5 separate regions of the Homo sapiens genome follow, and all the other regions are linked to region 3. Evidence: read pairs that join two places in POLR2A ChIA-PET (ENCODE). Cell type or tissue: CD4-positive, alpha-beta T cell. All regions are shown on one strand. Region 1 has its middle 59 kb from the start of RBM38-AS1. Region 2 has its middle 44 kb from the start of CTCFL. Region 3 overlaps RBM38 (RNA binding motif protein 38). Region 4 overlaps CTCFL (CCCTC-binding factor like). Region 5 has its middle 52 kb from the start of CTCFL.

The links. ChIA-PET counts read pairs that join two places held together with the same protein. Peaks named below come from ENCODE experiments on the same cell type or tissue, not always from the same donor. Only the 100,000 strongest peaks of a DNase experiment are listed, where the experiment ranks them.
Region 1: POLR2A ChIA-PET joins it to region 3 with 14 read pairs; 13 of 35 experiments call an interaction of 5 or more read pairs at or near these places.
Region 2: POLR2A ChIA-PET joins it to region 3 with 15 read pairs; 20 of 35 experiments call an interaction of 5 or more read pairs at or near these places.
Region 4: POLR2A ChIA-PET joins it to region 3 with 12 read pairs; 13 of 35 experiments call an interaction of 5 or more read pairs at or near these places.
Region 5: POLR2A ChIA-PET joins it to region 3 with 19 read pairs; 19 of 35 experiments call an interaction of 5 or more read pairs at or near these places.

The regions. Positions count from the first base shown.
Region 1 is chr20:57,449,080-57,454,079 of GRCh38, forward strand. No RefSeq gene overlaps it. Among named protein-coding and RNA genes, the nearest start is that of RBM38-AS1, 59 kb to the left of the region's middle. RefSeq lists enhancers at 1,608-1,897, 2,402-2,901, 2,854-3,148, 2,943-3,087, 2,961-3,461 and 1 more and a cis regulatory region at 3,006-3,023. In CD4-positive, alpha-beta T cell, no CTCF peak of the experiment used is centred here; DNase peaks (open chromatin) are centred at 1,532 and 3,002.
Region 2 is chr20:57,478,875-57,483,874 of GRCh38, forward strand. No RefSeq gene overlaps it. Among named protein-coding and RNA genes, the nearest start is that of CTCFL, 44 kb to the right of the region's middle. RefSeq lists enhancers at 2,094-2,213, 2,224-2,273, 2,484-2,703, 4,466-4,665 and a silencer at 4,956-5,000. In CD4-positive, alpha-beta T cell, no CTCF peak of the experiment used is centred here; no DNase peak of the experiment used is centred here.
Region 3 is chr20:57,395,786-57,400,785 of GRCh38, forward strand. The region is part of intron 3 of RBM38 (RNA binding motif protein 38); the gene reads left to right. Among named protein-coding and RNA genes, the nearest start is that of RBM38-AS1, 5.2 kb to the left of the region's middle. RefSeq lists enhancers at 103-1,064, 2,640-3,139, 3,117-3,206, 4,181-5,000 and a silencer at 2,747-2,866. In CD4-positive, alpha-beta T cell, CTCF peaks have their summits at 4,738 (motif pointing right) and 4,954; DNase peaks (open chromatin) are centred at 1,506, 2,116, 2,696, 4,006 and 1 weaker place; H3K4me3 peaks cover 3,212 bases; H3K27ac peaks cover 4,683 bases.
Region 4 is chr20:57,492,734-57,497,733 of GRCh38, forward strand. It overlaps CTCFL (CCCTC-binding factor like), which reads right to left. Exons shown (of 11, transcript NM_001386993.1): 11 at 4,433-5,000. Among named protein-coding and RNA genes, the nearest start is that of CTCFL, 30 kb to the right of the region's middle. RefSeq lists a silencer at 207-407. In CD4-positive, alpha-beta T cell, a CTCF peak has its summit at 2,696 (motif pointing left); a DNase peak (open chromatin) is centred at 2,688; H3K27me3 peaks cover 495 bases.
Region 5 is chr20:57,471,124-57,476,123 of GRCh38, forward strand. No RefSeq gene overlaps it. Among named protein-coding and RNA genes, the nearest start is that of CTCFL, 52 kb to the right of the region's middle. RefSeq lists enhancers at 1-212, 1,884-2,385, 2,386-2,885, 3,896-3,965. In CD4-positive, alpha-beta T cell, no CTCF peak of the experiment used is centred here; a DNase peak (open chromatin) is centred at 2,248.

The DNA.
Region 1 (5,000 bases), 53 kb after region 3:
TAGCTACTTTGCTGTACGATTTCCCAGCCCACTTCATTCTCCCAATGAGGGCATGCTGTTATAATCCCATTTCACAGGCAAGGAAGCTGAGGCTGGTAGCGTGCAATAGTGCCTCGCACTGGACTTCTCTCCCTCCCTTGCTCACAGTGGGTTTCTTCCTGCCCAGGGCCCTGGCCCGCTTTTTTCTCTCTGCCTCCCTACTTTGCCAAGTTCATTTCTCTTCTTCCTCTTGGTCTTACCCCAAATGCCATTTCTTCAGGAAGGCTTCTCTTACCCCCAAACTAGACCATACTCTCGCTTGAGGCTTTGACTGTGTGTTTTCTGTTTGCTAGTATCACACGTGACCCCCAGTGCCATGGCCTGAAGTACCTCTTGATTAGTTCACCTGCTCCTTAAGTCAGGCGTCTGGGTGGGCTCCACTGACCCTCTGTCCAGGGTCTCAGTGAGCCCAAGTCAAGGTGTCAGCAGACTGTGCCCCTTTCTGGAAGCTCAAAGGAGCACCTGTTTCCCGCTCATTGGGGTGGTTGGCAGGATTCAGGTCCTCGGTTCCTCCCTTTCCAAGGCAGCAGCCTCGGGGTGAGTCTTCCCTCTGCCGCCCCTCTTCCCATTCCCTCTTGCACTTTGAAGGGTTCCTGTGAGGACACTGGGCCCTCTCCAATGGTCCAGGATGATCTCCCCATCTCCAGGCCAGCTGATTCACAACCTCTGTTCCATCTGCTGCCCAAATTCCCCTTCGCCGAGCAGCCTAGAGTAGTTACAGGTTCTAAGACTGGGGTGAGGGCATTATTCTGCCCACCACACTTCCCTTGCTCTTTCCTGCCGCCTGTTTTTACTAAATGTGTCATTATATATTTGTGTGCGGGATTATTTGTTTTCTCTCTGTCTCCCTCCCATAAATATCATCTGCATGACTCAGGTTGGGTACATAGTGCCCGTACACAGGAGGCACCGAGTACAAATTCCCTGAACAGGTGGCAGCACTGGGGTCTGAACCTGCACCTCCATGTCATTCTTCACCAACAAAGTAGTTTGGATGCTCACTTTCTCCCCTGCCCCCCATCAGGTCGGCTGTGTCCAGTTGCACAGGCTGTAAACTGCACAACTCCAGGGCACTATTCACAGCTTAGTCTCTGTGATCCTCGCAGTTGGGTGGGATCCCTCAGGACCTGTAGGCTGAAGCTCTGCTCCTGAACCTGAGCCTGTGTTCTAAATCTGGAGCCTGTGTTTATAACATTGGCTGCTCCTAGAATCATCCAGAGGGCTTTAAAAAACCCTCCTGCCCAGGTCATGCTGCAGACCAACTGTGCCAGAATCCCTAGGGTGGCACTCGACACCCCAAGTGACTCGGAAGTGCAGCTGAGGTGCAAGCCTCCCTCCAGCAGGGATGCAGAGATAATTATGTAATAGAGGAAGAGCCCCCCCGCTCCCCACCCCGCACCCCCGTATACTTTGCATAACCGAGGCTGGGCAGCTTCCTCTCCCACAAGCCTGTTTCTTCACTCTGTGTGGCTGCAGCCTGGCTCTCTGGCTTCCTGTGGCCGATAAGCCGTCCTGCATCATTTACGACGCTGGGCCAACATCTGGCTGCCAGTGTGGTCACCAGTCCTGCTCCAGTGAGGGGGGGCAGTCATCTCTCCCGGTGACAAACTGCCTGCCCAGAGTGGCCTGAGGAGAGGGAGAGCAAAACCACATCATCGAGCCCCTTGCTCGGGACTCACTGGAGGGTTGCTGGATCCTAAGTTTTACTTGGCTTTGGGAAATTTGCTGGCACATTAGTTGCGAATATTTTGCTCTGAGGGTCTGAGTGCAGTCTTCGAGGTCTCAGCATCTTGCTTCTAGGGCAGGTGATGAAGTGCACTGGAGGCTGGGGCATGGCCGGGTGAGCTGAGGTGCTGGGAGCAGCAGGGACCATCTGGGGCAAACTGCTGCCAACACACTGGGTTTCTAGGGTGGACCCGGCCTGAGAAAGGACGGAGGGGGTGGCTTGGAGGGGCCCGGAGAGCGTGCAGGCCACAGATGGCACTGTGTCTGCACACTTCACCTTCTGTGAGAAATACTCATGACCCTCTTGCTCTGTCGAGCCCCGGCCGGGAGGTGTGTGGTTGCAGCCGCTTGGTCACGTCCCCTCATGTGGAAGGTACAGTCCCTATGGGCACACAAGCCCAGGGCTGGGCCCAGCACCCGCAGCTAGCCAGCCCCGGAGCCCCCCGAAGGAGTCCCCCAGGCCAGCACTCCTCACCTCTGGGCATCCACCTCCCCCTTTCCCAGAGGGCTGTGTATCTTTGGCCTCCTGTCTGGGGGCCTCGGCATTCCTTTTCTTTCTCTTTCCTCCTCAGTGAAGCTGGCAGTGGGGTGGAGACAATTCAGGTCTGACTGCCTCAGCAGCAAAGAAGGGGGGATGGCAGCTCATCCCAGGCAGACCCCGAAGGTGAAACATCCGCATGGCACACCAGTGCACTTGTGGCTATTGCAGCCCCATAGTCAAAACTCCGGGATGTCACCATGCTGAGGGCTCTGTCACATCCCCTGCTCTGGCTTGGCCAAGCTCCAGATGGGGACAATCACATGCCTCGCCTTGCCCCAAGAAAGAGAAGGAGATAATGGAAGACCACCCTTCTCCATGGTGCCACGTGGTGATGCTTGCTCTTGCTTACTGAGCACTCACGGGGGACCATTCTCAGCCTGGCTGCGTATGAGTGTATTCAGTTCTCACAACAGCCCTGCAGCCACGTAAATCCTCTTTGTACCCATCTTGTAGATAAGAACACCAAGGCACAGAGAGGTCAGGTAACCAGCCCGGGCCCGCACAGCCCATGGGGACAGTGCTGGTGTTGGGATGCAGGCCTGACCTCCCCAGGCACCCCGAGTCCTGCTGCCCCTTAGAAGGAGGCCCAGGAGCCTTGTCTTTGCGGGGCTATGAGAGGGGATGCTGCTGTTCCCACTGCAGAGGTCACAGGGGAGCGCTTCCGCTGCTCAAGAGGAACCGGAACTTTGGAAACCACATTCTTATCTGCCCCTCACAAGAGCGGCAACTTGGCAACACTCATGAGCAATTAGGGTTGGATGAGTCTTCAGGATGGGTCTTCATCTGCTTACTCGTTCACTCAATCATTCATTCACCTACTCTTTCATTTGTTCAGCCAGTGTTTATTGAAGCCTTCTCAGGCCAGTTGCTGGGCCATCTGCACAGCCATGCCGGGAATAAACCCACAAGCACGTGCTGTCTATGCTATGTCAGGTGGAAGGACGCCAGAGACAGTTAAACCGGGTAAAGGGCAGGAGGAGGATGGGACAGGAGCCTGCCTTAGGCAGGGTGGTCAGAGAAGGCCTCTGGGGAGGTGACATTTGAGCAGACATCTGAATGGAGAGAATGAGCCAGGCCCTGGGCGCAGGATGTGCCAAACAGAGGGAACAACCAGTGCAAAGGCCTTGAGGCAGGGGCGGCAGCAGGGTGGCCAGTGTGGCTGCAGGGCAGTGAACAAGAAGGAGTGTGGCGGGATGAGGTTGGAGGGGCTGTCGTGGGGAGGGATGGTCGGGCCGGGATGGGCCTGTGCCGCACTGTTGAGGGCTTTGGACTTGACTGAGTGAGACGGGGGACAACGGGGCCCATGAGATTGTTCTGCCTTGTGTTTTAAAGACTAGAGTGGTAGAGTGGGGCCGGGCATGGTGGTGTGTGCCTGTAATCCCAGTTACTTGAGAGGCTGAGGCAGGAGAATCGCTTGAACTCAGGAGGCGGAGGTTGCAGTGAGCAGAGATCATGCCATTGCACTCTAGCCTGGGCAAAAGGAGTGAAACTCTGTCTTAATAAATAAATAAAGACTAGGGTGTAAGGGCAGAAAGAGGGAGGAGGTGAGGAGGAGAGAGGTGTCAGTGGCTTCACATGACGAGGGCGGGAGGCTGTGAGAAGTGACCAGGTGCAGGGTGATGTGATGGTACAACCTCAGGGCTTGATTCTGACTTTGACAAAGGAATGCCTGTGGAAGGCAGGACACCTGGTGGAGTTAAAATGACTGTCCAGCCTGGGCAACATAGTGAGACCCAATCTCTACAAAAAAACTTAAAGTAGCTGGGTGCAGTGGGTCATGCCTATAATCCCAGCACTTTGGGAGGCTGAAGTGGGAGAATTGCTTGAGCCCAGGAGTTTGAGCGAAGCCTGGGCAACATAGTGAGACCCCGTTTCTACAAAAAAAGAAAAAATTAGGCAGGCGTGGTAGTCTGCACCTATAGTCCCAGCTACTCGGGAGGCTGAGGTGGGAGGATCACTTGAGTCCAGAAGGTCAAGGCCGTAGTGAGCCGTGATGGCGCCATTGCACTCCAGCCTGGGCCACAGAGCAAGACTGTATCTTAAAAAAAAAAAAAAAAAAAAAAAAAAAAGTTGGTTGCAGTGGCTCACGCCTGTAATCCCAACACTTTGGGAGGCCTAGGCGGGCGGATCACTTGAGGTCAGGAGTTCGAGACCAGCCTGGCCAACACGGTGAAACCCCATCTCTACTAAAAATGCAAAAATTAGCCAGGCATGGTGGCGCATGCCTATAGTCCCAGCTACTCGGGAGGCTGAGGCAGGAAAATCGCTTGAACCCAGGAAACAGAGGTTGCAGTGAGCCGAGATCTCACCACTGCATTCCAGCCTGGGCAACAGAGCGAGACTCTGTCTTAAAAAAAAAGTGTGCTTTTGGGTGGGTGGCTGATTATCAGGTAAGAGTTGGTGATATGTGATGACGTGGGGTCATCAGACTGGCAGAGAGGTTGGAGAACCAGAAACTCCAGAGGGCTAGGAGGTGAATGAGTGTGACTAGACATGCACCTGGGCAGCCGAGTCTCCAGCCTCTAAGCTCCTGTCCTGCCCTCTTCCAGGCCAGCAGATGCCCAAGTCTCTCCCGTCCCCACCACCTCCAGCCCTTTGTTGCTTTCACTTGAGCCCAGGAGGTGGAGGCTGCAGTGAGCCATGATCATGCCACCGCCCTCCAGGCTGGGCGACAGAGTGAGATCCCTTCAAGAAA
Region 2 (5,000 bases), 83 kb after region 3:
TGTTTTAAAACTGATGTTATCCAAATTAGCCGGGCACGGTGGCCCACGCCTGTAATCCCAGCTACTCGGGAGGCTGAGGCAGGAGAATCGCTTGGAACCCAGGAGGCAGAGGTTGCGGTGAGCCGAGATCGCGCCACTGCACTCCAACCTGGGCAACAGAGCAAGACTCTGTTTCAAAAAACAAAACAAAACAAAAATCTGGCGTTATGCTTTGAAGCTGGTACCATTGTTTCCATTTTACAGATAAGGAAAATGAGGTTAAATTCTTCTTCCAGTATGTTAACAATAGGGGTATCCAATGAAGACATGAAACTTGCTTCACCCATTTTTTCATTTTTTCACCCATATCCTCCTCCTTTCTTCCCTAATTTCACCTATTTTCATCCTTAAAAGTTTAGAAACTTGACCCAGCAGCACCCTCCTAGCCTAGGCTGGTGAACACCCTGTTCCTCACCCATCTTGTAGCTCCGAAGTGCCCACCACACCATGCCTGTTGGTTAATGCAGCCTTCCCCATTGCAGTCCTGCTAAGGAGGGCTGGGACAGGACCCACTCTCCGCCTTCCCAGTGTGGGGCACAGAGTGGGTTCTCAGCAGACATTGCCAAACAAATGAATGAGGGAATCAGTGAATGAATGAATAAAGCAAATGCAGAAGCAAATTCAGATCCAAAATCCACCAGAGGTGTTTCACTACGATTTCAGTGGTCCCTGTCTTTGGTTTAGCAGCGATGTGTCTTTTTGAGGCCCTAAACTACTTTCCTAAAATGAGGCTATTAGGGAGCACCAACCCTGGACCTCCCCCAGGGACTGTTGCAAGGATTAAACCAGTTAACATGCTAGTGTATCAGAACAGTGCCTGACCCAGAGCAAACACCCACAAATGTTAATAACAGTAATAACAATATTATTATTTTATTTTATTTTTTTGAGATGGAGTCTCACTATAGCACCCAGGCTAGAGTGCAGTGGCGTGATCTCGGCTCATTGCAACCTCCACCTCCCGGGTTCAAGGGATTCTCCTGCCTCAGCCTCCCAAGTAGCTGGGATTACAGGTGTGCACCACCACGCCCAACTAATTTTTGTATTTTTGTTTTGGTGTTTGTTTTTTTTTTTTGAGATGGAGTCTTGCTGTTGTTGCCTGGGCTGGAGTGCAATGTCATGATCTCGGCTCACTGCAACCTCTGCTTCCTGAGTTCCAGCAATTCTCCTGCCTCAGCCTCCCGATTACCTGAGATTATAGGCACCTGCCACCATGCCCAGCTAATTTTTGTATTTTTAGTAGAGACGGGGTTTCACCATGTTGGACAGGCTGGTCTCGAACTCCTGACCTCAGGTGATCTGCCCACCTCGGCCTCTCAAAGTGCTGGGATTATAGGTGTGAGCCACTGCGCCTGGCCTATTATAATTTTATATATGAGATATATGATGTCTACCTATCATTACCATTTAAGACAAGTGATATGGGTTTCCCGTGTACTGTAGCACTGTGAGATTTTATTTTAAAATAAATGCATTTGATTTTAAAAAGTGAGTTGGAAATAAGTAAATATCGGTGCGGGTGAATCCTAGACAGGATCCCAATCCCGAGGTGGTGTTCAACCCCTGGGTGTAGGACCTCAGGTGAAGGGTTACTCAATTTGGGGCAGCTTCCCTAAGCCATGATTGTGCCGCACGCATGGCTGGCAGCATGGATGTCAGTGTGGGGAGGCCCAGGCCCTTGGAGGAGGCTGAGGCAGCCTTGTCTGGGACCCCAGGTACGCCTCCAGCCATCTTCCCCACAGCCCCTTCTCTGAGCGCGCAGCCATCACCCCAGACCCGGGCTGATATTTTTAGCACACAGGCACCCTGCACGGCCCTGTACACTCTGACCAAATTTAGAAATCTCAAGAGATCTTTGCTTTTCTACGCCTTCAGAAGGAGCAATGAATGAAAAGGCTCCCAGCCTCCGGTTTAGTGAGAGCAAACCCTCCTGTTTGCAGGGCTCTCTCTGGTAGGGAACCCCAAGCTTTACTGTGCAGTGAAAAAAAGCCAGGTGCAGAATCCTGTGTGTGTTTTGGGTCTACGGTAGCAAATGCAAAGCAACCCCTGCACCGTGCACGTGTGTCTGAGTCAGCACAGCCAGCAGCGGGGCGTGGAAGGAGCCCCCCGCAAGTGGGGGAGGAAGGGGCTGTGGAGGTGATTACCTCACTCTCATGCAGGGCTGAATATTACTGTTTCCCCTGTTAAACAAGGGTGTATTACTTCCGAAATCTGACAACCCCAAGCACCAAAAGGTTTAAAAATATCTCGAGATTGTAAAGCCTCCGACAGAATGCTGAAACAGGATTGCACAGTTGACCAGGAGCTTCTGAGGTTGTGGCGGACCCTCCATGTTTCTGACTGCCGGACAGTCACAGCCCCCTCTTCCCTAATGCCACCAGATGTTCCCTGGGACACCTGCCCCCAGCTCTAGTCCACATAATGCTGCCCTCCACCTCCAGACCCAGGGGAGGGGAGTGGTCAGGGCCGGCCAAGCCAAGCACCGTATGGCCCCTGGTTCAGGACATCGCTGGGACCCAGAGGCCAGAGACCTTCAGCTGGGATCCCCAAGGATCCCTTGGGACCCCTGGGACTGTTGTCCACCTCTGTGCCACCAGGAGAGGAGAGCCCCACTAAGACTGGAGTGACACCGGAAGGTGCAACCAAGAGCAGGCAGGGAGAACACGGAGTGCAGGCGCTGCCTGAGCCCCTGCCCTGGGCTGTGTCGGGGGAGCTACTGTGGAACTTTCTGTCTATGCAGGCTCAGCAGGCCACAGTGTGCACCACCCGGCTCCTGCCAGTGAACCTACAAACGCTGATGGCTAGATTATTTGCATATGTGTTGTTAAATATGGCCAATATTAAAATTAAATGATACAAACATGTAATTAAAGGAATTACATTAAAAACAGAGATAATAGCTCCTCAGGACACCTCACTCCCTAATTAGCATACTGCACTTCACCATTCCCCAGGCTCTTGGGGTGCCACCTCGGCTGCATTTGGGGGAAGGAAATGCTTTAGGTCTGGACGTGCATTCCTGTGCGTCCTCTGGATAGCAGGAAATCTGCCAGCATGGAAATGGCAAATGCTACAAACAGGGGTCCCCCCAAAGCCATTGCTTCCCAGCATGCCTCTGAGAGAAGCCCTGTAACACAGGCCAGGGGGCACCTGCTCTGCAGGACCCCAAGCAACAGGAAGGAAACAGGAAGGAGAAGGGGAGGAGAGGGGGAGGAGAGGGGGAGGAGAGGGGGAGGAGAGGGGGAGGAGAGGGGGAGGAGAGGGGGAGGAGAGGGCAAGGAGAGGTCTTCGGCATCCTTATGGTGAAAACCACATTTTCTCCTCCCCATTTCCCTGGTAGCTGGGAAGCGCATTCAATTAACGTGTATTGATTGGCTTGAGGAAATCGGGCTCCCAGAAGTCTAGGGCCTTGCTTAAGGTCACCTAGCGGTGGGGCAGGAACTGGGACACAGTTTTAATTTGACTCCGGAGCCCTGGACTGGCCTTGTAATTGGTACTTCTTGTGCAGTGCTCACGGACACCTCAGCTGAATGAAGGCCGTGCAGGTGGCTGGACAGAAACGCCCTGTAGCCCGCATCCCTCACGTTCAAGGCTTCTGTTTTTTCAGCACTCATTTCTAAGTGGCTTGCAGCCTTGCAAGATGAATTGTGGAAGTGCATGGGCACAGTACTTAAAAACATAGAGTCCCGAGCTGAGGCAGGTCTGCCCTTTCCAGTTATTTTCCAATCCTTGTGATTACAAAGAGGTTTCTTATTTAGGGGTGAGCCTGACTTTCACACTCGGGCAGGCTCCACTGGCAGCCAGCCTCCTGTGTCCCAGCCTCCAACAGAAGTTAAAGACACGAGGAGGGTTCAATGCATTCACTTTGGGGGATCCCTCCTGCTTATTAAGAAAATGATTTTCCATTTTTGGTAACAGTAGAGTTTTCTTTTAAAATTATTTAAGTAAATTTGGGGAGCAAATGCTACAGATAGTTATGGAAGGCATCCTGAGCTGATGGGCAGTTGCTGGATTTGATGGGAAACCAGGATCCAATTCAATTTCCCAGAGAACCCGAGGCCTGGCGCGGGCAGGGAGGGTCAAGGAAGGGAGGAGCCCAGGGTCCGGCCCTCGGCCCCAATCAGGGAATGCAGCTGCCTCAGAAAATGCTGGCTTTCATATGTCAGGGACAAAAGGGACCCTTTTTTCTCCCCTTTTTTTAGTTAGAAGGAAACCTTTGAGCCATTTATAAAGACAGGCTCGCTGACTTATGGGAAAGTGGGCTTCTCTACTGTCATTTACTAACTGGTATGCTTTAGCTCTGTGTCCCCACCTGAATCTCATCTTGAATTATACTCCCATAATTCCCACGTGTTGTGGGAGGGACATGGTGGGAGATCATTTGAATCATGGGGGCAGTTTCCCCCATACTGTTCTCATGGTAGCGAATAAGTCTCATGAGATCTGACGGTTTGATCGGGGGTTTCCGCTTTTGCATCTTCCTTATGTTCTCTTGCCGCCGCCAAGTAAGAAGTGTCTTTCACCTCGCGCCATGATTGTGAGGCCTCCCCAGCCATGTGGAACTGTAAGTCCAATTAAACCACTTTTACTTTCCAGTCTCGGGTATGTGTTTATCAGCAGTGTGAAAACCGACTAATACGCTAACTGTCATGTGTCTGGACGTGCGAAAAATCCCTAAATGGGTGAGAATCATGTGTTTCTGCTACAGTCTGTTTCAGCAATGCAAGTCTTGGGATGGATTAGATCAACCTTAAGTAATAAGAACAAACCCAGTCTTCAGAAAACTTTTGGGGGTTCCAATAGCATTTACCATGGGGCCTGGTGAAACATGAGCTTTGTTTCATCCGGCTGCTGCTTTGCGGGAGGATGGAGCAGAGCAGGAGGGGGCATGGCTCCAGACAGGTCGGGAACATTCTCAGAGTTGGGCCCCTGGATGACCCTGTCCTGGTCAATGCAAATAC
Region 3 (5,000 bases):
AGCTGGGCCGTCAGCGTCCCTTTTGTCTTTGTGAACAATCAGGCCCCGGGAGCACAGCCGGGCCTGACTCAGCGGCCAGTTTTGTCGGCCTTGGGCTGGCAGCGACTTGCTGTTGGCTGAGGGCATGGAGGGAGGTGGGAGCCAGGAGCCCAGGCAGCTGAGGGTTGTCCACCAGTTAACCCCTTCCGTGCCTGGCTGAACTCTTCCTTGACTTTCTGACCCCGACCTTTTATACCTTGCCCTGGACAACTCTGAAGATCCCACAGCTCTGCTTTTAGGCAAGACCCTGTGGAATCTTCTTCGCCTGGCTGGGTCTTAAATGTTAGTTTAGAATGATTTACCAAAGAACTTTACACTTTATGCTATTTGCCGGAGTTTCCTTGCCTCTTTTCCTTTTTTTAAGTTGAACAAGCTCTGTGAGACCTAACTCACCTGTGCATTTCTGACCTAACTGTATGTGGCCACTGTCCGCGGTTTGGAGGAGCCTTCCTCGGCAGTGGCAAGCACGTGGTAGTCACAGCAGGAGCCGGTGGCCGTGGCCCACCAAGGGTGTCTGCCAGCTGAGTGTGTCTGTCACCTGCCGGTGGGAGGGGAGGTGCAGCAGTCTGGAGAGGGTCTGTGTCCAGGCAGAGCTTAGTCTGGCCTGGAACGGTGCCCTGTGTCAAGGGGTGTCTGTCCATTCTTGGGCTGAGGGCACCGGGAGCAGAGGTTTGTCCTGGGACTAGCTGCACCCAGAGCCTCTCCTTGGGTTATTTTTGAAGGGCCAGCTGCTTCCCTGGGTGCGGGTCTCCCTGCCTGTTAAGGGGGCCTGGCTGTGGCCTTGACTCCCGTTCACAGAGTGCCTCATATGTACATTATAGAACGTTTGAAGGGGGTGGAATATCCCTGGCCTCCACCCCTAGAAGCCAGTAGCATTGCCTCGCCCAAGTCATGACTACCAAAAATGTCTCCAGACATTGCCAAATGTCCCCTGGATTTAGTGGCATGAGGACCAGTATCTGTGAGTCTCTTGGACCTTGCCTCATGGTCACAAGATGACTGCCACGGCTCCAGACATCCCACCCACGTTCAGGGCAGAAAGGACAATAAGGGCCAGTACGAACTGCCTCTGTCTTTTTTAGCAGAAAAATGGAAGTTTTCACAGAGGCCACAACAGGCTTCCACTTAAGTCTCACTGGCCACAACTGGGTGACAGGACACGGCCACCACAGGGGCTCTGAGATGAGAAGACAGGCTCCTCGGACTCCGGAGTGTCAGGTACAGGCTGTATCCAGGAGCAAGAGCCCTGGGGGTCTGCCTGGGCTTAAGGCCAGGCCCAGCCTGTCTCTGCAGGCTCCTCCCCATCTGTGAGTGAGAACGGTCACACTGCCTTCCCTACAGGGCCAACTTGACTGTGTGTGGAGGGCCTGGCCCTGGGAAGTCACGGTTTGTCAGTGACGCATCTCTTGCCGGCCCTGCTTCAGGGTCTGTTGATTGATTACCTGTGCAAAACCGAGGCTTAGAGCAACTGAGAGACTTGCTGAGTTCACACATCCCAGGATGGTGGGGCCTGAGCTGTGGGCTGCGAGACTCTTGTCCCTCCCACAAGGACTCAACGCCTCCCTCTGGCTAGATGGCAGCTCTTGGATGATTCAGAGCACAAGGCCTCGAGACTGATGATGACCGTGAGACCCTCTCCCAGGCATGTGCCTGCCCCACTGCATGTATAGTTTCAGGGACCCCTACGTCCTTTGTGTGAAGGTCTCTGGTGCCCACTGGGTAGTAGATGGCTGCCCTTACCATCACGGGGCCTTGGTGTGTGCACACCACGGGGCCTGGACAGAGCACCTGGGTCCCCAGAGCAAGAGGACGTACTGGGGAGGCAGTGATGGGAAGATGTCTGTCTCCTTGAGAGCATGGGATGCACAAGCTGGGGAGAATGTCGACAGCTACTCCCAGCATCATTCATTCATCAGGTGTTTATTGAGTGCTTGCTGTATGCCAGACCTGGTGCCAGGGATCCTTTGAATAAGAAAGACACGGTCCCCGATCTCGTGCTCACATTCTGTTTGTGCACTCGTGGGCCCACATGGTGATGCGTGCAGTTAAACAGGAAGCTGGCGGAATGAGTGCCTGCGTGGGGACGGAACAGTTCCGCGTCTCGAGTACAGTGGTGGGGAGATGTGTCTGTGTGTGTGATAAAGCTTCACAGTTTGTGTGTAACTACACATGACATGTAAGAATGTTGGTGTGTGTAGAAGATGATGCAGCGTGCTGAAGGCCTGCAGTCCAGGTCATAGCAGTGTGCCTGGGTTAGTGTCCTGGTTTTGCTCATGTCCTTAGTTACTCTGATGTGCCCTTGGGGGATGGAGGAGGTAGGGTACACAGGATCTCTCTGTACTGTTTTTGCAACTTCTTGGGAGTCTTTTATTATTTTATAATACAAAGTGAAACAAAGCCAGAGGAGCTGTTTGCAGGTGATGGCGTGTGTGTGTGTGTGTGTGTGTGTGTACGCACGCACACGTGTGCGGGCGTGCTGGGGAAGGCTCCACTGAGGATGGCGGAAATGGGCCCTGTTGGCTTCTGGGGAAGAGCGAGCAGCCCAGGCCCAGGGTGACAGGCCAGCTGCAGGTCGCCGTGGCGGGCACAGGGTGAGCACCGCAGGGCAGGGGCAGAAGCTGAGGTCAGAGCCAGGCGGCATGGGGGCTGGGAGGAAGTGACTCCCCCCAACACTGTGGCGTCACGTTTTCACCCTCAGGGTGTCTCGTGGTGGCCCCGCCGCCCCCCTGCCCCCCCACAAGGCTTCCTGTTTGGCAGCTCATCTGGAGCCAGGCGTGGGCTGCACCGTGGCCCTCCTGGGCGGGCGCCCGTGCCGCACCTGTTGTTTGTCCTGTCTGCTGAAACAGAAAGCAGCCTTTGGGTGGCGGGGGCTCTTCTCCGAGCATGAGTTCTCACCCTGGCTCGCTGCTGGGCTTGGGGAGCCTCTTCTGGAAGCCTTGGGCCAAGGGGCACAGCTTTGTCTCAGGGTAGAAGCCTGATCACAGACTGAGTGGAGGCCCAAGCTCGAGCTTTCCTCGTTTAGCCTCAGTTTCACCTTGTGTCCAGGGTGGACAGGCTGATAACTCTGCAGTGTGCTTGCGGGCATCAGGACCTTCCTGCTGATCTCATTTGGATAGAGTAGGGAGCTGGACACTGGGTCAGCTTGTCTGACAGATCTTTGCTTGCTTTGTGCCAGGCTGGGGATGCCTGCCATGGGGGTGAGGGGAGACCCGGTCCCAGCTCCTAATCACAGTGCTTTCTGCAGCGAGGTGCTGAGAGGAGGACAGAGACAAAGGAGGTCAGCATGCCTCAGAAGGCGACAGGAGCTGGGGAGGGGAAGGGAGCAGCCGGGGAGGCTCAGGGCCCGACAGGGTAGCCTCAGCTCCTAGAGGACTTTGATGACCCAGGGAGGCACTGCTACATTCCTCCAAGTGACACCGGACCACGCAGGCTCCGAGCGGAGGAGGGATGGGTCAGTCTGCATTTTTGTTTTCAGAGTGTTTTTGCTTCTGGCTGCTGGGTTGAGCCTGGACTGCCGAGGGTATTGTGGTGGTTGGAGGCCCTTAGAGGATGCCCAGTAATCCAGGCATGAGACGAGGGTGCTGCCTGCACCAGCGGCCCTGGTGAGATACAGTGAGATTCTGGGTGTCTATTTTAAAGAACCTGGGAAAGAAAGAGGAGTCCAAGAAGATTCTGGAGCTTTGGGCCTTTGAAATGGGAGATGGGCTTGGCCCTGACTGGGGTGGAGGCAGCTGTGCAGTACAGTTTTGGGGAGAAGGTCAGGAGTTGGAGTTTGGGCCGGTTCAGGTGGAGATGCTGTTCCGGGCCTGGCATTGCCCCACAGAGAGGGCGTTCGACCTGTGTCCTGTGGCTGGCTGCCCCACAGAACTTGAATGTCCCTAGACCTCCCGGCCCTCCCCCTCACAAGTCACTGGGGATTCCCGGGAGGCAGGGCCATGGCCTGGCTTCCTGCCTGCCAGGCGCCTCGGGGACCTTCCCACACCCAGCCAGGCGGGAGTCAGAACCCTAAGAGCTGCGGTCCGTCTCTGCCGAGGTGGGGCAAGGCCCCTGGAGAGCAGGGAAAGTGAAATGGGCTCATTTGCCTTTTTCGTTTTTATTTTCAGAGGCGACTTTATGTTCAGAAAATGAGTCCTCCTGGGCCGTGGTCAGTTCTTTTCGCTGCGAGTTCTGCTTTGAGTGTGGGCAGCATGTGTCCCCAGCACCATCTGTACTTCTCTCTCCCGCCCACCACGGGGTTCTCAGACTCTGCCGGAGGCCCAAGCCCTCTGTCTTGGGGGCAATCTGTTGGACTCTGCAGCATCCTTAGTTTACAGATGGGGAAACAGAGGCCGGAGGGGCTGAGTGATGGTCCATGCGACTTGGACAGGCATGGCCAGGATCCGGGCTTGGGGCTCTTCCTGCCCTTGGACCCCTGAGTCTCTGTGGACAGAGTCAGCTGGGGTGCTCTTGACTGTGTGCTGACCCTGGGTGTGTTGGGGTGCAAATGCTGCCTGGGCCACGTGTGAACGGGAAGGGAGGCAGGCACCTCAGATTTCCAGTCTGGACCAGGCTCGGGGTCCCCCTGTCCTCTCCTGGGCTGTGGCAGAGCCAGCTCCTCCTGCATGCCCAACCCTCCCGGCATGGCCTGGCCTTTCCAGCCCTAATGGTGGCCCGTTTCAGTGGCTCCGTGATTTGGGGGTTTGGTGTTGCCCAGGCTCCGGCACTAGAGGGAAGCAGAGAACCCCTGAGTCATCCTTCCGCAGACACCCCGGACCCCAGCTAGGTGCCTGTGCCCAGTGTCCAGCGTTGCAGTGGGGCTTGGGTGGCATGTGGGGGGTCTGTCCCACCCATTCCTGTGGTTTCTTCCTTGGCTCTGCCTGGACTTTGCACACGTGGTGGGATTAATTCTCTGGTAAACAGATCCGCCTCTGATTGGTGCAAGACCCTTCTCTGGGGTCTTGGTGGGAGGATAGAAGTTTTCT
Region 4 (5,000 bases), 97 kb after region 3:
GGATCCCTGTTCTAATTTTGGGAGCACAGTGGGATGCCTGGGGTGATGGAGGTGCCCCATGTCTTGGTTGAAGCGGTGATTACGTGACCATTCATTTGTCAAAACTCATAGATACTTAAAAGGGGGAATTTTACTGTATGTAAGTTATATCTCAGAAAAGTTTTTTAAAGACTTAAAAATATGTAAAACAATGCATTGTTGGAAAGTTGCACTAAGAAGAGTTCTGCTTTGCACTTCACTGAGCTCAAAAGCTGCGTGAGGAAACTCACTTCTGTTTGCCCAAGTGGAGGCCTCGCCTTCTCACGACTGATTTCTCATTCTTTATGGAATTAAAAAAACATATCTATCAGGAACTATCTACCTGTCTGCATCCATCCATCCAAACGTCTGAAGTCATCCTACTCATGGCAATACATGGTAAGGCTAATTTTTAAAAAGCACCAGTTGCTCTTATTTGGAAATGGGTCCGTATCACCAAAGGTGGAATATTACCCAGATATAAGACCAAACAAGCTCCAAACAAACTCTCAGAGTCAGACAGATGAGTTGATGAATCCTGCCCACACTCCACGTGACCGCGTCTGCCTCCAGGTGGAAGAGGAAACCGTGTAGTCAGGCCCCAAGTCTTCTTGCTGCCTCCCTCCCGTCCCCCGGGCCTTGCCTGGCCACTGCAAACCTGGGGTCTCGTTGGCTCCCCTCCCATGTCACCTGGGCATGCAATTGTGCTGGTCACTCCGTGGAGGAGGCCTGGCAAATTCCACAGCATGGGTCATGTGTCACTTCCAGAGGCTCTGGAACAAAGACTGGGTGACAGGCCAGCAGAGAGATGCTGAATTGCTCTTTTGGGTTGAACCACCCAGAATAAAATGCTAAGGGCCTGGCTACTGAGAGAATCTCCGGTTTTTTGAACATCTGTGAAAGCAGGAGGTTAAGTCTGCAGTGCCTGAGGCTGCTTGCACCACTGCGCTCCCGCCTGAGTGACACAGCAAGACCCTATCTCAAACAAAAAAACTCTTTAATTGTGCCACAGTGGATGAAAGCTGGCTGCAGAGTTCATATAGAAAGGCTGCTAATAGCTCCTCTCAGCCTCCTGAGTAGCTAGGACCACAGTCACTTGTCACTGCACCCAGCTGATTTTTTAAATTTTTATTTTCTGTAGCAATGGGGTGTCCCTATGTTGCCCATGTTGGTCTTGAGCTCCTGGGCTCAAGCTATCCTCCTGCCTCTGCTCCCAAAGTGCTGGGTGCCTGGTCTCCATTAAGATTTTTTATTTTTTTGAGACAGGGTCTCATTCCGCTGCCCAGGCTGAAGTGCAGTGAGGTCATTAAGGCTCACTGTAGCCTCAACCTCCCTGGCTCAGGTGATCCTCCCACCTCAGCCCCCTGAGTAGCTAGGACTATAGGTGCATACCACCACATCTGGCTAATTTGTGTGTGTGTGTGTGTGTGTGTGTGTGTGTGTGTGTGTGTGTGTGTGTATATATATATATATATATTTTTTTTTTTTGTAAAGACATGGTTTCACCATGTTGCCCAGACTGGTCTTTAACTCCTGGACTCAAGCAACCCTGCCCACCTTGGTCTTCCAAAGTGCTGGGATTACAGGCATGAGCCACCAGACCCAGCCTAATTAAGTTTGTTGATGGCACTTTTTGTCCTGACAAAGCGCAGTGAGCATCCCATACAGTAATCTATCTGCCATGCACAGAAAAATAAACATATGCATCTTAAAATGCTAAATTATGCATACTTTAAAAGATAATGATTTAAAGGAACCAGGTTCATAATCACACCCATGCCTTGGAAATGGTTCAAAAGTTACTAAAAATAGCATAAACTAGGCTGCTTTAGGAATTGGGGGCAGTGAACATGCAACCTGACTCTCTCTCACTTATCCATCGTGTTGAGGAGCATTTCACTCCTTAAACTTAAAATCTGTGTTTATCCGATACTGTCAATTAAAAATAAACTGCAGTGAAAGCATGAGGAGATGCGGAAAGTCGATTTGATAAGCCAAATGTCCCGAGGCTTGAATGGAACATATTTAAGCAGAACTAACAATGCCCTTTAGTGACTAATAGTCATAAAGAATGCATTTACAGGGACTATTCAATGGTTATCAGAAAAAAAATTAAACATTTATACTGGAAATAATATCTGGAAAATATCTTGCCATTTTCAAAAGGTAGGCTGTCAAACTTTATCATATAAAATGACTTCAGTTTCATCACGCCCATCCAGCCTTTTCAGTGACTGATCTCAAACAATAGAGGCTGTTAACATGCATCAGCCAGGTCTTAGGTTTGTTTAAAAGCCATCCTTTATATAGTAAAACTGTTGTCAAACAATGTTGTAATTTAAACACCCCCTCCCTGCAAAACAGAGATGTTACACTGTGCAAGAGGTGTACATTCCGGAATTATTTCCTGCTGGATCTCAAAACTATTTTAAGCAAAAGCATGTCACTCACCAAGCATTCACGAACTCAGAGCCAACTGGTGTCCTCACTCCCAGGTTTTGCAAAGGTCCCTTCTCTTCCTTGCCAAGGAAAAAATGTTCTCGTTCTGTATCGCGGAATTAATAAAATCGCCAAGACTTTGCTATAACTTTCCGTGCTTCCTACTCTCGAATAGTGAACCTGTCTCAATATCGGAAAAGACAGAAGCGACTGCCCTCTTGCGGGCACTATTGTCACTGCATCTATTTTGGTATCAAAAGCACTAACTGCACTTGAGGACCAGGTGTTTCACCTTCTTGCCAGGTGTGGGTGAGAGTCACGCACGTAACTGAGTAGGTATTGATCATCTCATCTGAATTTTGTTCTACATCTCAACAGGTGTTGCACACACGAAACACTGCAACTATTTATAAAAGTGTGCTTATAGGAGCTTTCGTCTTGAGACGGAGTCCCACTCTATTGCCCAGGCTGGAGTGCAGTGGCGCAATCTCGGCTCACTGCAACCTCCGCCTCCCGGGTTCAAGTGATTCTCCTGCCTCCGCCCCCCAAGTAGCTGGGATTACAGGCACCTGCCATCACGCCCGGCTAAATTTTATATTTTTAACAGAGATGGGATTTCACTATGTTGGCCAAGCTGGCCTCAAACTCCTGACCTCAGGTCATCCACCTGCCTCGGCCTCCCATAGTGCTGGGATTACAGGAGTGAGCCACTGCACCCGGCCTAGGAGTTTTATTTATTTATTTAAAACAGTGTTTAGATACCAACTTGGCTTGCGTTTTCAAACATATTTATGTTATCTGTTTTTGAAATTAACATACATTTGGTTGTAGTAAAATACATGATATAGTTTGGATATTTGTCCCTGGCCAAAGCTCATGTTGAATTGTAATCCCCAGTGTTGGAGGTGGGGCCTGGTAGGAGGTGACTGGATCACGGGGGCGGTTTCTTAGGAATGATTTAGCACCATCCGCTTGGTGCTGTCCTCATGACAGTGGCGGTTCTCAAGGAATCTGGTCGTTCAGAGGAGTGTGGCGCCTCCCCCTCTCTCGCTCCTGCTTTCACCATGTGACGCGCCTACTCCCTCTTCGCCTTCTGCCTTGATTGTAAGTTTCCTGAGGCCTCCCCAGAAGCCAGGCAGATACCAACATCATCCTTCCTGTACAGCCTGCGGAACTATGAGTCAATTAAAACTCTTTTCTTTATAAATTACCCAGTTTCAGGTATTTCTTTATAGCAATGTGAGAAAGGACTAACACAACATAAAATTTACCATTTTAGCTATTTTTAAATGTATGGTTCAGTGGAATGATTAGGTAGATTCACACTGTTGTGTGGCCATCACCATGACTGATCTCCAGAACTCTTTCTTCATCCCAAATAAACTGTGTCCACTAAACACTAACTCTCCATTCTCCCTCACCCCTCAGTGCTTGGCAAACATCACTTTACCGTCTGTCTCTATGACTCTGACTGTTCTAGATACCTCCTATAAGTAAGATCATATAATACTTGTCCTTTTGTGACTAGCTGATTTCACTCAGCATAACGTCCTCAAGGTTCCCCCATGTTGTAGCATGTGTGAGGGTCTCCCTCCTTTTGAAGGCTACATAATATTCCACTGCATGTATATACCACATTTTGTTTACCCATTCACCCGTCCATGGAATTTGGGTTGTTTTCATCTTTGACTATTTTGAAAAATGCTGCTATGAACATAGGTGTGCAAATACCTCTTTCAGACTCTGCTTTTAGTTCTTCTGGGTATACGGTATATCTGGAAGTGGGATTGGTGGGTCAGATACTAATGCTATTTCCATTTTTTTTTTTTTTTTTTTGAGAAACTGCCATACTGCTTTCCCCAGTGGCTGCACCATTTAACATTCCCACCAACAGTGCACAACGGTTCCAATTTCTCCACATTCTCTCCAGACAAAGAAGATGTTTTTAAAGACCAATGCTGACATATAACAAATATAGCAATTTTAAGTCATTTCATTTTATTGAATTATGTAAAACATCTTTAAATAACAGTAAAAAAATTAAGAAACCATTGCACAAATTCAGTCACAATGATGGCATACTACAGCCCACAGAATTTAAATCTCATGTGAGTTGAGTTAAATTAATTTGCTGGTACAAAGAGAATATAATGCTCTTCCTGCTGGGAAATTATTTCCACATATTCACATTGTATAGGGATTCTGAACTTGTGATATTTTCAATAAAAGGTCCATATCTTAAGAATTTGAATTTAGGGCTTATCAATGATCTTGAAATACAGGGGTGGAGACAGGTTGGCAGCAAAACAAACTGCTCAACTAAGCAATGAAGAAAAATCTGCCTCTGTATCCAGATAGAAATGAATTTCAAGTGTTAAAGAGGCATCTCTCACGCTGCTCGAGGGTGGAAAAATCTTGTCAACTGGCAAAAGGGAAATACTCACTAATCACTGGGCATTATGAAAAAGTACAAATTCCTTACAGGTACACATTTGCCTTATCTGATTTTATGTTTCTTCTCACTCTGCCAATTATTTTACAAA
Region 5 (5,000 bases), 75 kb after region 3:
TTTTCTCTTCCCTCCCGTCTTGTTTCCATTTCCCCTAATCTCCAGGGCAGGCACAATTGTGCTGGCCAAGTGCCCAGTGGGGGTTTGGAGTGGGGGTCGTTTAGCTTCTCCTGCCCTGGAAACTAAACTGCAGTGGGTTGGGAGCCGGTAACAAGGATTTACGTTTCGGGGTTGCCCTCACCATTTCCTTTAACACATGAGTCCAAGGTGGCCGCACTGGCCGGTGGAGATGGAGTGGCAGCTGCCACACTTCCCGGATCTCCCCTCTGTCTCTAGGGTGATGCTTGGGTGGGTGAGGTTGGGGGATGGGCTTGGGGCCTGCAGCCTCCCCACAAAAGCCAGCTGTCCAGAATTCGGAGGCCAACAGGGAACAGTCCCCTGCCCTGGCCCAGGTGTCTGCCTTCTGAGTGGGCCCGGGGGGCCTGGGCTATGCACCCCCAGAGGTGGGACCTGCCCCCAGGATCACGGAGACATCCTTGCTTGGGGGGACCATTCTCTCTGTGAGGACTGTCTGGAAGAGGGCAGGCATCTGGGCCTCGCCTGTCCCCCTCCCTTGCGAGGGAGTAATGAAGGAAGTTCTGGCTGCCCAGGCTGTTCTTTCCAAGGGACACTTCGTGAATGCAAGAGCCAGGACGATGCTGGATGGCACAAGAGCAAGGCCTATCCAGGCCCCTCGGCCTCCCAGCCAGTGGCTTGTACCCTCTGAGCCTCTGCCTCTCCCCTACAGGGCTGCAGGATGGACTGGGTGGGACCTCGGGGCGGGCGCTAACCAGGGCAGCCACTGCAGTACTTCTGAACTTGCAGAGGGGCCAACCTAGACTTCAGCAGAGATGGAGCAAAACCACCTGAGCGTGGGGGTCAGAGCCTGGGCTTAGGGATTAGGTGAGCACCTGTTGGAATCCTGGATCAGGGTCCCATGAGCCAGCGTGGCTTATGGTCCTTAGGCACCCTTTCCACCCCTACCCCAGGCCCTTGCTGTCCCCTGCCTGGCCTCCCTCTCTCACAAGACTCTCTCCTTTTGCTCAGTTGTCAAATTCTCTCACCACCCCCTTAAGAAATGATTAACTCACCCTCCTCTTCCTAGAGCTCCCTGCTCCCATTGCTGCCCTTCCTCCACAGCATGGACACCCTCTGTGCCACCTGGTATTTCACTGACTCCTTTAGGCAAGGACTCCATCCCTTTTATTCCTTGCACTTAGAATAGCACCTGGTACACAGCAGGTGTTCCATAAATATTTGTTCAATACACTTAATAAATGGGGGCTGGAGCGGTGACCACACCTGTAATCCCAATACCTTGGGAGGCCAAGGAAGGGGCATTGCTTAAGCCCAGGAGCTCAATAGCAGCCTAGGCAACATAGCGAAAAAATTAAAAATTAGCCAGGTGTGGTGGTGGGCACCTGTGGTCCCAGCTACTTGGGAGGCTGAGGTGGGAGGATTGCTTGTGCCTGTAAGCTCAAGGCTGCAGTGAGCAGTGATCACACCACTGTACTTGATATGGTTTGGTGGTGTCCCTACCCAAATCTCACCTTGAATTGTAATAATCCCCATGTGTCAAGGGCAGGGCTAGCTGGAGATAACTGAATCACAGGGGGATAACTGAACAGTATGGGTTCCCCCGTATTGTTCTTGTGGTAGTGAATAAGTCTCACAAGATCTGAAGGTTTTATAAATAGGAGTTCCCCTGCACAAGCTCTCTTGCCTGCCGCCATGTAAGACGTGACTGCTCCTCATTCGCCTTCTGCCATGATTGCGAGGCCTCCCCAGCCATGTGGAACTATGAGTCCATTAAACCTCTTTCCTTTATAGATTACCCAGTCTTGGCTATGTCTTTATTAGCAGCATGAGAATGGACTAATACAGTACTCCAGCTTGGGCAACAGAGCAAGACCCTCTCTCTAATAATAATAAATAATGATAAATGGTATGGCTTATGGTTCATCGCCAACAATGGAACCACATTTTGATCCTGCATCCGAGTTGCCAGAACTTTCAGGTACCCGTGCAGCAGAGATTTCCCATCTCTGGAATAAAGAGCAGGAGGAGGATGATCACTGCACAAGCAGCCGGGGGGCCTCACAGGTCCCTACATCCTGGGAGTGTACAGAGAGAAGAAAAGGAAGCTGTGGACTCGCCCCCACCACTCTGTGAAGGACTCACTGAGTTCTGAAAGCTTCCACAAGTGTCCGGGCAGCCCCTCAGCTCTTCACAGCAGGAAGCGGATGTGCAGACAGCCATAGCTCATTGTTGCAGCCTGGCATGTTTCATTAGTGGTTTCACAATCCACACTCTGGCCCTCTCTTCCTCTCTGCCTGCGGGGGGACGCTGGGGAGGCGAGTTCTGCCCCACAGCCTTGCACCTGAGCTCCGTCTGCTCCACGTTGCCTGAGCTCTAGCTCCCAGGGAGCGTCTGAAAATGCCCTGGCCAGAATCCCTGGGGAGCTGCAGCAATCCTGAACCGGGCCTCATCCCAGAGTTCCCGTGTATTTCATGCAGGTGTGGCTTGGGCACTAGCAGTTTTTAAAGTTCCCTAGGGAATTCTAATGCACAGCCAAACTTGAGAATTGCCCTGTTAATGGATCTTAGTGAATAGAAATAATATTAACTATCCTTTATGAAGCTGCTTCTGCCTGCCAATGCTTCTTCGCAAATGTCCCAAATCGAGCTCCCTCTGGGGGCCAGGCAGGGTGTGTAATTGGAAGAAGTGGACTGAGGGAGAGACAATAGGGAAAAGTGGGGACTGTGGTGAACTGGGGAACCACGGCCCATCCCAAAGGGGCAGCCACGGCTCAGTACAGCTGATTGTCAACACCCCAGAAAGCAGATCCAGTGGGTGAGAGCCTCCTACGAGTTAAGAGAAACAGGAAATCTGAATTTTAATGTGAAATTTGCCAGTTAAAAAATATTAGCAACTCATGGAGATTGGATGGGAGGCGAATCATGCTCCTTGGTTGAGTGGAGCCTGTGGGTGCCCAGTTTGAGGCCCTTGCTTCAGGTCCATTTATTTTTTCTTTGCTGCAATGTCCATGGGAGCTAGATATTTCCTATTCTCTTTTTAGAGGTGAGGAAACAGACTCAGAGAGGTAAAATTGTTTCCAATTTGCTGAGGTAGGCAGAGTAATAGCTCCCAAAGATGTCCATGTCCTAATCCCTGCAACCTGTGATGTGCTACCTTCCTTGCCAGGGGAATTAAGTGGCAGATAGATTTAGGGTTGCCGATCAGCTGCCTTTAAGAGAGGGAAGTTATCATGGGTTGCTGGGTGGGTCCAGTATAATCACAGGGGCCCTTTAAATGTGGAAAAGGGAGGTAGGAGGGTCTGTGTCAGAATGAGGAAGACAAGACCAGTCTTTCCTGGCCTTGAGGATGGAGGAAGAGGCTATGAACCAAGGAACGCAGGCTTCTAGAAGCCAGAATAGGCAAGAAAATGGATTCTTCCCCATAACCTCCAGAAGGAGTGCAGCCCTGCCAACACTTGGATTTTAGCTCATCTTAGACTTCTGACTTCCAGAACTGTAAGAGAATCACTTTGTGCTGTTTTAAGCCACTGAAGTTGTGGCAGTTTACAGCAGCCCCAGGAAATGAACGCACCTACCCAGCTAAATAAGAGACAGTGTCAGGATCTGAACCCAGGCCGTCTGACTGCAGAGCCCGAGATCTGAGCTAGTCCCTGCACCTCTGAAAGGATGGACACACCAGAGGGCCTGGATTTTCTGGTACAACCCTGATCTCAATATCTGCTTCTTTGTAGGAGGATGAGTTTGGGGAAGTATAGCCCTCGGCCTAGGGGACAAGAAGGGGATTTGCTCATCAAGTTGATGTCTGCCCAACAGCTGTCGAGCCCCCATGTGGCAAGGACTCTTAGATGGCTCCAGGATCCTTTCTCTCTGTAGTAACAAGCCCCTGAGTGTCAGGTGGAGGCCCAGAACGCACCCTCCATTTCCCGCCCCCCTTGTGGTTAGAGATTTGGATATGGTCCTGTGGCTGGCATCCGGCCACTGGGGGTACTCAGAGGCACGGGGAGGGCCGAGTTGGGGGTGAACCATCCTGGATTATGCAGACAGGGCACCATTTCTGGCACTTTCTGGCACAATTTCTGCCATATTTTGGCAGCAGCTGGCCAGAGTGGGATCTTAGAAGGGTCAGCAGTCATGGTGGAGGGGGAGGCTGGCATTGAGCCTTTACTAGAAGCTGTCTTTGAAACATCACATCTTTCTCTCCCCAGAAGGTCTGTCACTTGAATATTTTCCTTTATTAGTTAAATGAGGTTTGGCTACAAGGGGCAGAAAACAAAACAAGCAGAAATCACAATCGCTCTTTAAAAAAGAAACGGGATTCTCCTGGCATATTTTTCTTTCCTATAAAAATGAAGTCCGGGGCAGCATTCCAGGGCCAGGAGGAGGTTCCACAAAGTCTTTAGGGTGACTCATGACTCTGCCATCCTCAGGGTCCAAAATTATTGCGTGAGCTCCAGCCATCACATCTTCTTTCCAGCCAGGAAAAAGGAAGGAACAGAGAAGGATGTCCCCTGTTCCTTTAAAGAACACTTGAGAAAACTTCTGCTCACCTCCCTGTTTCACGTGGCCATACCTCACTGCAAGGAAAATGTAGTCTTTATTCTGGGTGGCCATGCAACCCCCTGAAAACTGGGGGTCTTACAACTAGGGCAAGAGAGGGCAAGAGTGGATACTGCTGTAGTCTACTCAATCAGATCTGTTCCGGCCACGGGGAGGAGCTGAATGGAACAGCATCATTCCATTTAAGGCAATTGGCTATGCGTTCTTGGACAAGTCACCTGATCCTTCTGGGCCTCTTTTTGCTCATCTGACTAACTAAAATCAGATTAAAAGGTTTTTAGAGTCTCCTTCAGTAGAATCCTTCTATGGGTCTAAGAATTGTCTCATTTTTAGCCATAGACCATATCAAGATGTAGAGACACTGGTGGGTACTGCCTGAGTGTGGTATCTTCTGTGTCAGACTGACCAGGCTTCAGGTCCTGTGGG